Regions from separate parts of the Homo sapiens genome. Here region 1 is linked to region 2. A link is an interaction called in ENCODE POLR2A ChIA-PET data of the cell type or tissue named here. Cell type or tissue: IMR-90. All regions are shown on one strand. Region 1 overlaps MDH2 (malate dehydrogenase 2). Region 2 has its middle 5.9 kb from the start of YWHAG.

Region 1 (5,000 bases), 310 kb before region 2:
ATAATCCCAGCACTTGAGCTCAGAAGTTTGAGACCAGCCTGGGCAGTGTGGCAAAACCTCATTTCTACAAAATGAGTGGTGTGTACCTGTAGTCCCAGCTACAGCTAAGGTGGGGAGGATGGCTTGAACCGAAAATGCAGAGGTTGCAGTGAGCCAAGATCGCACCACTGCACTCCAGCCTGGGTGAGAGAGGGAGACCCTATCTCAAAAAAAAAAAAAAAAAAAAAGATACACTCATTGCAGCAGTTTCATCCTCCACCCTGGTGGGATTGTCTTGGCCACTCCCCTGTGGAACCACTGCCCTGGCTGAGTGATGGAGGCATGAAAGCTTTGGAAGATTTTTTTTTTTTTTTTTTTGAGATAGACTGTTGGTCTGTCACCCAGGCTGGAGTGCAGTGGTGTGATCTCCTCCTGGGTTCAAGCGATTCTCCTGTCTCAGCCTTCTGAGTAGCTAGGATTACCGGTGCGCGCCACCATGTCTGGCTAATTTTTTTTATTATTAGTAGAGATGGGGTTTTGCCATGTTGGCCAAGCTGGTCTCAAAGTCCTGACTTAAGGTGATCCACCTCGGCCTCTCAGAGTGCTGGGATTACAGGTGTGAGCCACCACGCCCAGCCCAGAAGATATTTTTTTAAAGAGATGGAATCTTGCTCTGTTTCCCAGGCTGGAATGCAATGGCGCCATCATGGCTCACGGCAGCCTCAACTCCTGGGCTCAAGTGATCCTCCCACCTCAGCCTTCTGAGTAGCTGGGACTACAGGTGCATACCACCATGCCAGCCTGAGCACGAGAGTGAAATGATTAAGACTTTGATTTTGGGAAAGCATGCTTTGGAGGTGTTGCTGAGTACCTAAGTTAGATAACGGAATAGAATGAAGAGGAGGAGCGGGTTGGGAGGGTGGTTGAGCTGCCAAGTTCTTCATGTCCTGACTTGATGTCTCTGATAAGAAGGAGGTGGCAGAAGATGGTTCTAGAAGTTTACATTTAGTGAACACAAGTGCCATTTGGGACCAGGGATGGAGGGAGGGGGGCAGGATAAATGGACAGTTGAGTTTGTGGAACCCATGGAACGCCTAACAGAACTGGGAATGCAGAGCTGGGATTTGGGAGTCCCTGAGACTCACACAAGATGTGGGAGTGAGAGCTGAAGATCCAGAAGTGGGTGAGGCTGAGCCTGCCCGACCTCAGGTTCTGAGCGGGTCTGACAGGTTCAAGTTTCCAGGCAGCCAGGGGTTCACCTTTAAAGCACCAACTTGAAACTCAAAAACCTGTTTGAATTCAAATGTTGGTTGTATATGCTTCCACAGTTTAATTTCCTGAGCAGAAACCCACTGGGTAAGCGTCTTGATTCGGATTTTGGTTTGTTGGGTTTTGGTTTCTGATAACCAAAGCCTGTTATTAGCTGGCCTCAGCTACTGTAGAAGACTGTGCAGTGATGCTGTCAGGCCCCAGATGACCACACACGGTGCCGAGAGTTCCCGTGTCTGCCACTTTGTTTGCCTCTTCCCTCACTGGTAGCTGCCTGCCTGCCTGCCTGCCAGGGATCGGCTGTGCTTCTCATTTGTGAGTTTAGATCAGAAACAAGCTCCCTGGGTATGGCTGTAATTTTGGTCAGACCTTGAGTGAGACCTAGAGGGGAAGAGTGCCTTCGAATAACGGGAGTGATTGCTGGATGCGGGGCCGGGTCACTTTCACCCCATCACTTTCCTAACTGTTCCAAGCTGAAATGCCCAGGGCCAGCTGCTACTTTGCTGCCTGTTCTTCTGATTAGCCTGGTATGAAACAGTGATTCTCAAACTGTTTGGTATCAAAATCATCTGGGGAAAATGGCAAAAATGCCAAGGCCTAAGCCCCATCCCGCTTCCAGGAGCCTAGTCCTGAGTGGGCTTCATTAGCTCAGCAGGTGGCTCTGATGCACACCTAGGCTGGAGAACCAGTGTGAGATACTGGAGCCCGAGATGACAGATCTGACTCACCAGGAGGGTTGGAGTCTTTCGCAACGTACGTAACCCCTTCCACCTCTTGTTAGGCAGCTCCTTGTCCTGCCTGAGGCTCCAGCCACAAGTTTGCTGCCTGGATGAATCTTCTCTGATTCCCCACCCCTGCAGGGAGTTGATTGCCGCAACCCCATCTGCCCTCTTGCACAAGGGGCTTCTGTGACAGTGTTCTCCCTGCTCCTAATGCATCTCATTACCTGTCTCCTACAGAGCCAGCAGGGATCTTCCTGCAACCTCAGTTACCGGGAGGGCCTGTTGCTAGGCACTCAGTGTGTGTTTATAGTTTATAAAGCTGCAGGTTGAAGGGAAGGCTGCTGTTACCAGTCCAGCTGCCTGATGGAGTCCAGCTTGTTCTTCATCTTTCAGGAGGGTTTTGAAGTACCCTGAGTATCACAGACTCTACAGACATAAATTCTCCCCATTTGAAAGTGGACCTTTGGAATGAAGGTCCTGAATTCTTCCAGAATGAGACTGTTACAAATACAATGATTGTATCTTGCTTTGGCAACTGCAGTAAAAAGAGGCCCAGTGCAACATTATAGGATACCATGTGAATCCTTTTCATGCTCATTTCCTCCTAAGAGTCCTTTCTCTGTGCCTCTTTTTAGAACAATGCTAAAGTAGCTGTGCTAGGGGCCTCTGGAGGCATCGGGCAGCCACTTTCACTTCTCCTGAAGAACAGCCCCTTGGTGAGCCGCCTGACCCTCTATGATATCGCGCACACACCCGGAGTGGCCGCAGATCTGAGCCACATCGAGACCAAAGCCGCTGTGAAAGGTACTGGGCGCGCTGACCCTGGAGACTTGCTTCCTGTCCCCAGTAGGCCAGGATTCGAGTTTTGAGTAAGATTCTTAGATGAAACTAAATGTTTAGAGACGGGGGTTTCTCTGTTTTAAATTTAAATTTTACAAGTGATTACACCCTTTTAGACTTGGCGTCTATAAAAATTGAAACAGCGGTGTCTTTTAGAAATGTGAGGTAGCCTAATCATCCCATTTTCTACTTTTTCTAATTTGAAAAGTAGTATGAGGATGGGGAAGAGGGAAGTGTCAGCAACCTCTGGTGAGGATTTGGGGACAGTAAGGTGGTGGTCTCAGCTGCGGGCCACCTTCCCTCCACCCCAGGGTTATCTTGCCAGCTTCTCAAAAAGCACGGCCTCTTTGGGAAACCTCCCCGTCTGTGGAAGGCAGTGTCGGATATTCAGTAAATGTTGTCTGGAAAATGATTCACTGGACTTAGTGCAGTGGCTTATACCTGTAATCCCAGCACTTTGGGAGGCCAAGTCAGGAGGATTGCTTGAGTCCAGGAGTTCAAGACCAGCCCAGGCAACATGGCGAGACCCCTATCTCAACAAAAAGTCCAAAAATTAGCTGGGCGTGATAGTGCACACCTGTGGTCCCAGCTACTTGGGAGGCTGAGGTGGGAGGATTACTTGAGCTCAGGAGGTTGAGGCTACAGTGAGCCCTGATTACACCACTGCACTTCAGCCTAGGTGAGATAGTGAGACACTGTTTCCAAAAAAAAAAAAAAAAATTTCATAAATATGCATATTTATATATGCTGCTTATTTAACCTTCACAATGTATCAACATTTTTGCATGTCACCAAATTTTTTTTTTTTTTTTGAGACCATGTCTTCCTCTGTGTCCCAGATGGAATACAGTGGCACAATCTTGGCTTACTGCAACCTCCCCATCTTGGGTTCAAGTGATTCTCCTGCCTCAACCTCCCGAGTAGCTGGGACCACAGGTGTGCAACACCATGCCCAGCTAATTTTTGTGTTTTTAGTAGAGATGGGGTTTCACCATGTTGGCCAGGCTGGTCTAGAACTCCTGACCTCAAATGATCCACCTACCTCGGCCTCCCAAAGTGCTGGGATTACAGGCATGAGCAACTGCGCCCAGCCCGAATTCTTGATAAAATTATTCTTAAAGCTGTAATTTATCATTTATGATAGCTCTGCTGTTGACCATTGGCTGTTTCCTGTTTGCTTCTGTAAATATAAATATATTAATGTAAGTTGCAGTACGTATCTTTATCTTTACATCTTGTTGAAGTCTTAGAGTTCTAAACACAGAATTAGTAGGTATGAATATTTCAAAGCTTTTACTATAAAGTTCCAAATTGCTGTCCAGAAAGATTCTACTGATTTCTTTCCCCTCTGACAGCGTATGCGATACCGTGTCTGATGGTGTTTACATGAGTCTTAAGTTGGTGTGAACAGCTGGGGAGGCTGCCTGGCAAATTTTATGTTCGTGCACCTTCCAGAGTTCTCTGAATGGGTTGCCCATTTTCTTTTGGGCTGTATATTCGGGTTAAGAAGGCTCCTGCATTAAGGAAAAAGTCAAGATCGAAGCAGATTTTGGATATTGTAGCAAATTTCCCTGAAATCTTTGAAAACATACTTTTTCCTTCAGATGATAGGAGTAAACGAAATAGTAATATTTAGAGTCTTTCAGCACAGGACGTTTTCTTTCCTGGCCTTCAGTGCCTTCTGATCAAGGAGTTTGGGCTGGCACAGTGGGTCACTCCTGTAATCCCAGTACTTTGGGAGGCCAAGGTGGGTGGATCACTTGAGTTCAAGAGTTCAAAACCAGCCTTGCCAACCTGGTGAAACCCCTTCTCTACTAAAAATACAAAAATTAGCCAAATGTGGTGGACCATGCCTGTAATCCCAGCTACTGAGGAGGCTGAAACAGGAGAATCACATGAAGCCGGGAGGTGGAGGTTGCAGTGAGCCAAGATCACACCACTGCACTCCAGCCTGGGTGACAGAGCAAGACTCCCTCTCAAAAAAAAAAAAAAGGAGTTTTCATCAGGATTGTGGTGATGGGGAATGAGCAGCTCCTCTCATTCTAACTGGAGGCCAAGTGTGACTTACAATGCTCACGAGTAGGATGAAGACAAGCAGTGGCTCAGTTCGCTTTTGTGGAAACCTGGAGGGCTGACCCATTCTAGCTGGGGCCTGGGCAAGGAGAGGCTGGGGAAAGCAGGGTAGAAGGG
Region 2 (5,000 bases):
TCTAAAAAATAAATAAATAAATAAAATAAAATCACCATTGCTGACTGTGGACAACTCTAGTAAATTTGACTTGTGTTTTATCTTAACCACCAGACCATTCCTTCAGTAGCTCAGGAGAGCACCTATCCATCCACCCCATTTGCTCCCAGTATCCTATCATCTTTGTGTTCTTGCTACAGTTCCCTTTGAGTCCCATGATTTTCTTATTCCCTTCCATGTCTGGGTGGATTGCAGAGTTAAGTTTGTGACTATGAAATAAAAACTAAATAACAACAAAAAAATCAATAAGAAGTGAAAAATAAAATAGGAAACATGAAGTGTGGATGAGAATGTGGAATGAAAGAGTTTCCATGGGGGAATATTGCAGGCTCTATGCCAGATGCTGGAGGACCCCTGTCCTCAAGGAATTCAGAGTGTGTTAAGCACTGTAAATATTTTGTTTAAAAAATAACTTCTTTCAGGCTGCATAGGAAGAGATTCTGAAAAGCTTCTCCAGGGAGTTTGGTAACATTTCCAACCCAGCCTTTAAATGAGTGTAGGATTTGAGAGCAGGCAAAGGCACAGGTAGCAAGACTCAAAGGCAAGTTCCTCCCTGACTTATTTATTTATGTACTTATTTTTTAGAGGTGGGGGTCTCACTATGTTGCCCAGGCTGGGGTACAGTGGCACGATCATAGCTCACTGCAGCCTCTAATTCCTGGGCTCAAGTGATCCTCCCACCTCAGCCTCCTGAGTAGTGGGGACTACAGGCATGCACCACCACACCCATCTCCCCTGAAATATTTATTGATAGGCAAAGAATCTGATGTATCTGGTGTCTGGGTGATGGGTAAGGGGCTGGGGATAGAGTCAGGGGCCAGAACATGAGGGGCACTGAATGGCAGCCCCAGGAGTTAAATTTCTATTCTGAAATTAATCGGAAGCCTGTGAAGAGATTTTAACAATGGCAGAAAATGATCAGATTTGGGTTTTGTCTTTTTCATCCTCACCTTGGCTTCTCAGTGCTCAGCAGAGTACCTGGCACATGATAAGTACATAGAGAGAGAATAGGAAATAAATAAATGAATATGGCCAGGTGCACTGGCTTACGCCGGTAATACCAGCAGTTTGGGAGGCCGAGGTGGGCTCATCACCTGAGGTCAGGAGTTTGAGACCAGCCTGGCCAACATGGTGAAATGCTGTCTCTACTAAAAATACAAAAATTAGCCAAGCGTGGTGGCGTGTGCCTGTAGTTTCAGCTACTCGGGAGGCTGAGGCAGGAGAATCGCTTGAACCCAGGAGGTGGAGGTTGCAGTGAGCCAAGATTGTGCCATTGCACTCCAGCCTGGGCGACAGAGTGAGACTGTGTCTCAAAAAAGAAAAAAAAAAGAAAGAAAAACAAGAAATGAATGTAGCTGTAGTCCTAGCTACTCAGGAGGCCAAGGCAGGAGGATTACTTGAGGCCAAGAGTTCGAGACTAGCCTGGGCAACATAGCAAGACCTCATTTCTACAAAAAAAAAAAATTTAAAAATTAGCTGGGCATGGTCATCACAGCTATTTGGGGGCTGAGGCAGGAAGATTGCTTGAGCCCAGGAGTTGGAGGCTGCAGTGAGCAGTGATCACGCCACTGCACTCCAGCCTGGGCAACAGAGCAAGACCCTGTCTCTAAAAGAAAGAAAGAAAGAAAGAAATGAATGAGGGAAGAAAGTGTGCTTTGGGGAGACTGTACCGGCAGGAGGTGGAGGAGATGGACTGAGTGGGGAGAGAGTCTAGAAATAGTTTTCTCCCCCTCCTCCAACAAAAGATCTGGCCCGGACCCTCTTCTCTTACCACACCACCCAGCAAAATGCGATCCTGCTGGTGAATAAACCCTCCCACTTCCTTCTGTCTCTTGCATGAGTGTTCGCCAAGTCATTCCTCTTCCTTTCTCTTCCTCCCTGCAGGGCAGGCCTGAGCTCTTCTGGCCCCTGCATCACTAGTCCGTGGGAATGAGCCCTGACCGCCAACCTGGGTTGCCCACATGTGGCTCAAACAGGTCCATGATTCAAGACCAGATGTGAAATCTCAGGAACTTCCTGGCCCATTTCAGGCTACCTCTCTGACCTCTCCACCTCAGTTCCTTCCCCCAACAGTCTAATGCACAAAGGGGAAAAAAAAAAAAAAAAAACAGCTCAGGCCAAATCTGTTTGGGAAAAAGTAAAATAAAGCAGATGCAAAGAAAAGGATGTTTCACAGCCAAACAGAAATGACATCCGCAGCCTCCACACGGAGCCTCCCCTCCAGTGGTGCAGGGGAGAGTTGGCCCTGTCTTCCTTTCCCTTCTGATTTTGCAGAGCTCTATGCTTCCAGCTGCAGCTGCCCACAGGTCCTGGCTGTTTAGAGGGCGGCTTAAGAGGCATGACGACATCACAAAGAGCAAATGGCTTCAGATCCTGGCTTCCTCCTCCACTGCCTGGTGGTGCAGAAAGAAACCTGGAGCAAGGACGTTAAGAGCTAGCATTCTGGCTTCTGCCTGGCCCCTAGCTCTGCGGGCAAGACCTGTCCCTTCTCTGGGTCTAATATCCCCACCTTGAAAATGTGAGATTAAACTGAAGGAGCACTAAGTGCCCCACCCAGCTGTGATGAGTCATAGTTCTAGATTCAGCATGTTCTTCTGAAATGGAAGCTACTGGCATTCTTTTTTTTTTTTTCTTCTTTTCTTTTTTTTTTTTCTTTTTCTTCTCTTCCTTTTTTTTTCTTTTTTTTTTTGAGATGGAGTTTCGCTCTTGTTGCCCAGGCTAGAGTGCAACAGCACGATCTCAGCTTACCACAATCTCTGCCTCCCAGGTTCAAGCGATTCTCCTGCCTCAGCCTCCTGAGTAGCTGGGATTATGGGCATGCGCCACCATGCCCGGCTAATTTTTGTATTTTTAGTAGAGATGGGGTTTCTCCATGTTGGTCAGGCTGGTCTCGAACTCCTGATCTCAGGTGATCCGCCTGCCTCGGCCTCCCAAAGAGTTAGAGCTGGGATTACAGGCGTGAGCCACAGTGCACGGCCAGTTTTTTTTTTGTTTTTTGGTTTTTTTTTTGAGACAGAATCTTGCTCAGTTGCCCAGGCTGGAGTGCAGTGGCGCGATCTCAGCTCACTACAACCTCCGCCTCCCAAGTTCAAGTGATCTCCTGCCTCAGCCTCCTGAGTAGCTGGGATTACAGACATGTGCCACCACGCCCGGCTAATTTTTGTATTTTTAGTAGAGACAGGGTTTCACCATGTTGGCCGGGCTGATCTCGAACTCCTGACCTCAGGTGATCCACCTGCCTCGGCCTCCCAAAGTGCTGGGATTACAGGTGTGATCCACCGCGCCCAGCTTCACCCCTGTTTTTTAAGACAAGGAAGCAGAGACACAGAGAGGCTGTGTGATCAGCCAAAAATCACACAGCCTCTCCGTGTCTCAGCTAACAGAGCCTGGATTCAAACCCGGGCAGACCTCCTAGACTCTTAGCAGCAAAGGCATTGTTTCCTGTCCAGGATCTACCCTCCTTGGCATCTGCTCAGGAAAGGAGTGACCAACCTGACCGAAGGGCACCCTCCAGCCCCTTCTCCAGCACTGGAGGACATGACCTTTTAAATGCATGCTGTCCGGCTCGGTTGGCAGACATGCAGGACAGCCAGGGACATGATTGTCCTGCTGTTTCTGTGCAGTCATAAATCACCGCAGCCCCATCCCCTGGCTTCTGGCTTCCTCCTGTGGCTGGAAAGCTCCCTGATTAGTGCAGAGGCAGCAGCAGCATCTTCTGAAGCCAAGCAGCAATGCTCCCCGCCCTGTCCTCTGGGAACACTTCCCTGTCACTGCCTTAGCAGGCTGTCCTGCAGCAGAGGCAAAGAATGACAGGAAATCTCTGCAACCTGCCTCTCCTTCTGAGGATCTCAGGCCAGTGGAGGAGGCATGAGCCCAGGAGGCAGGACCCACAGGTTGAAGCACTGGCTTTGCCATTAATCTTCCTGAGTGACCTTGGGCAAATCACTTTGCCTCTCTGGTTCTCAGATTGTGCATCTATAAAATAGAGGAACCAGGTGGATGCGTCTTAAGATCTTCCAGTTTATAGCAACAGCTTTTCAGCTAATGGCCCTGTCTCAGTGTCTTTCCATTCTCCCCAGTGAAAAATCCAAAATATCTTTTTTTTTTCTTCTGAGACAGGGTCATGCTCTATCGCCCAGGCTGGACTAGCAGCCTCGACCTCCTAGGTTCAGATGATCCTCCCGCCTTAGCCTTCAGAGCAGCTGGGAATACAGGCTCACACCACCACGCCCAGTAGAAAAAAATTTTCTATTTTTTTTTTTTTTTTTTGTGGAGATAGGGTCTATGTTTAGTTGTCCAAGCTGGTCCCAAATTCCTGGGCTCAAGCAATCCTCCTGCCTCTACCTCCCAAAGTGCTGGGATTATACATATGAGTCACCACACCTGGGCAGTCTGGGCTTTTTCTTTTCTTTTTTTTTTTTCTTTTCTTTCTTTTTTTTTGAGACAGAGTTTTGCTCTTGTTGCCCAGGCTGGAGTGCAATGGCACAATCTCAGCTCACCGTAACCTCCACCTCCCAGGTTCAAGCGATTCTCTTGCCTCAGTCTCCTGAGTAGAAGAGATTGCAGGCATGTGCCACCACGCCCAGGTAATTTTGTATTTTTATTAGAGATGGGGTTTCTCCATGTTGGTCAGGCTGGTCTCGAACTCCCGACCTCAGGTGATCTGCCCGCCTCGGCCTCCTAAAGTTCTGGGATTACAGGTGTGAACCACTGCGCCTGACCCAGTCTGGGCTTTTTCAAAAGCTGTTCCTTGTGCTGAAAGCTCCTTCTATGCCCACCCCCATTAGACCCAGACCTCCTCATCCTTCAGACTCAGACACTGAGTTGAACTAACCACTCTCTCCTCAGTCCCCATGGGCTCTCCTGCCATGTTCTCTAGAGAAGAGCCCAGACCACCATATAGCACTCAGATGTATATGAGTCTGTCTTCCCTGGGGTCATATTCCTGAAAGACATAGACT

What was found. Peaks named below come from ENCODE experiments on the same cell type or tissue, not always from the same donor. Only the 100,000 strongest peaks of a DNase experiment are listed, where the experiment ranks them.
Region 1: POLR2A ChIA-PET joins it to region 2 with 7 read pairs; 5 of 35 experiments call an interaction of 5 or more read pairs at or near these places.

The regions. Positions count from the first base shown.
Region 1 is chr7:76,052,225-76,057,224 of GRCh38, forward strand. MDH2 (malate dehydrogenase 2) reads left to right here. Exons shown (of 9, transcript NM_005918.4): 2 at 2,606-2,774. Among named protein-coding and RNA genes, the nearest start is that of MDH2, 6.6 kb to the left of the region's middle. In IMR-90, no CTCF peak of the experiment used is centred here; a DNase peak (open chromatin) is centred at 2,017; H3K27ac peaks cover 320 bases.
Region 2 is chr7:76,362,384-76,367,383 of GRCh38, forward strand. No RefSeq gene overlaps it. Among named protein-coding and RNA genes, the nearest start is that of YWHAG, 5.9 kb to the left of the region's middle. RefSeq lists enhancers at 2,099-2,786, 2,312-2,561. In IMR-90, no CTCF peak of the experiment used is centred here; DNase peaks (open chromatin) are centred at 1,918, 2,358 and 2,598; H3K27ac peaks cover 1,279 bases.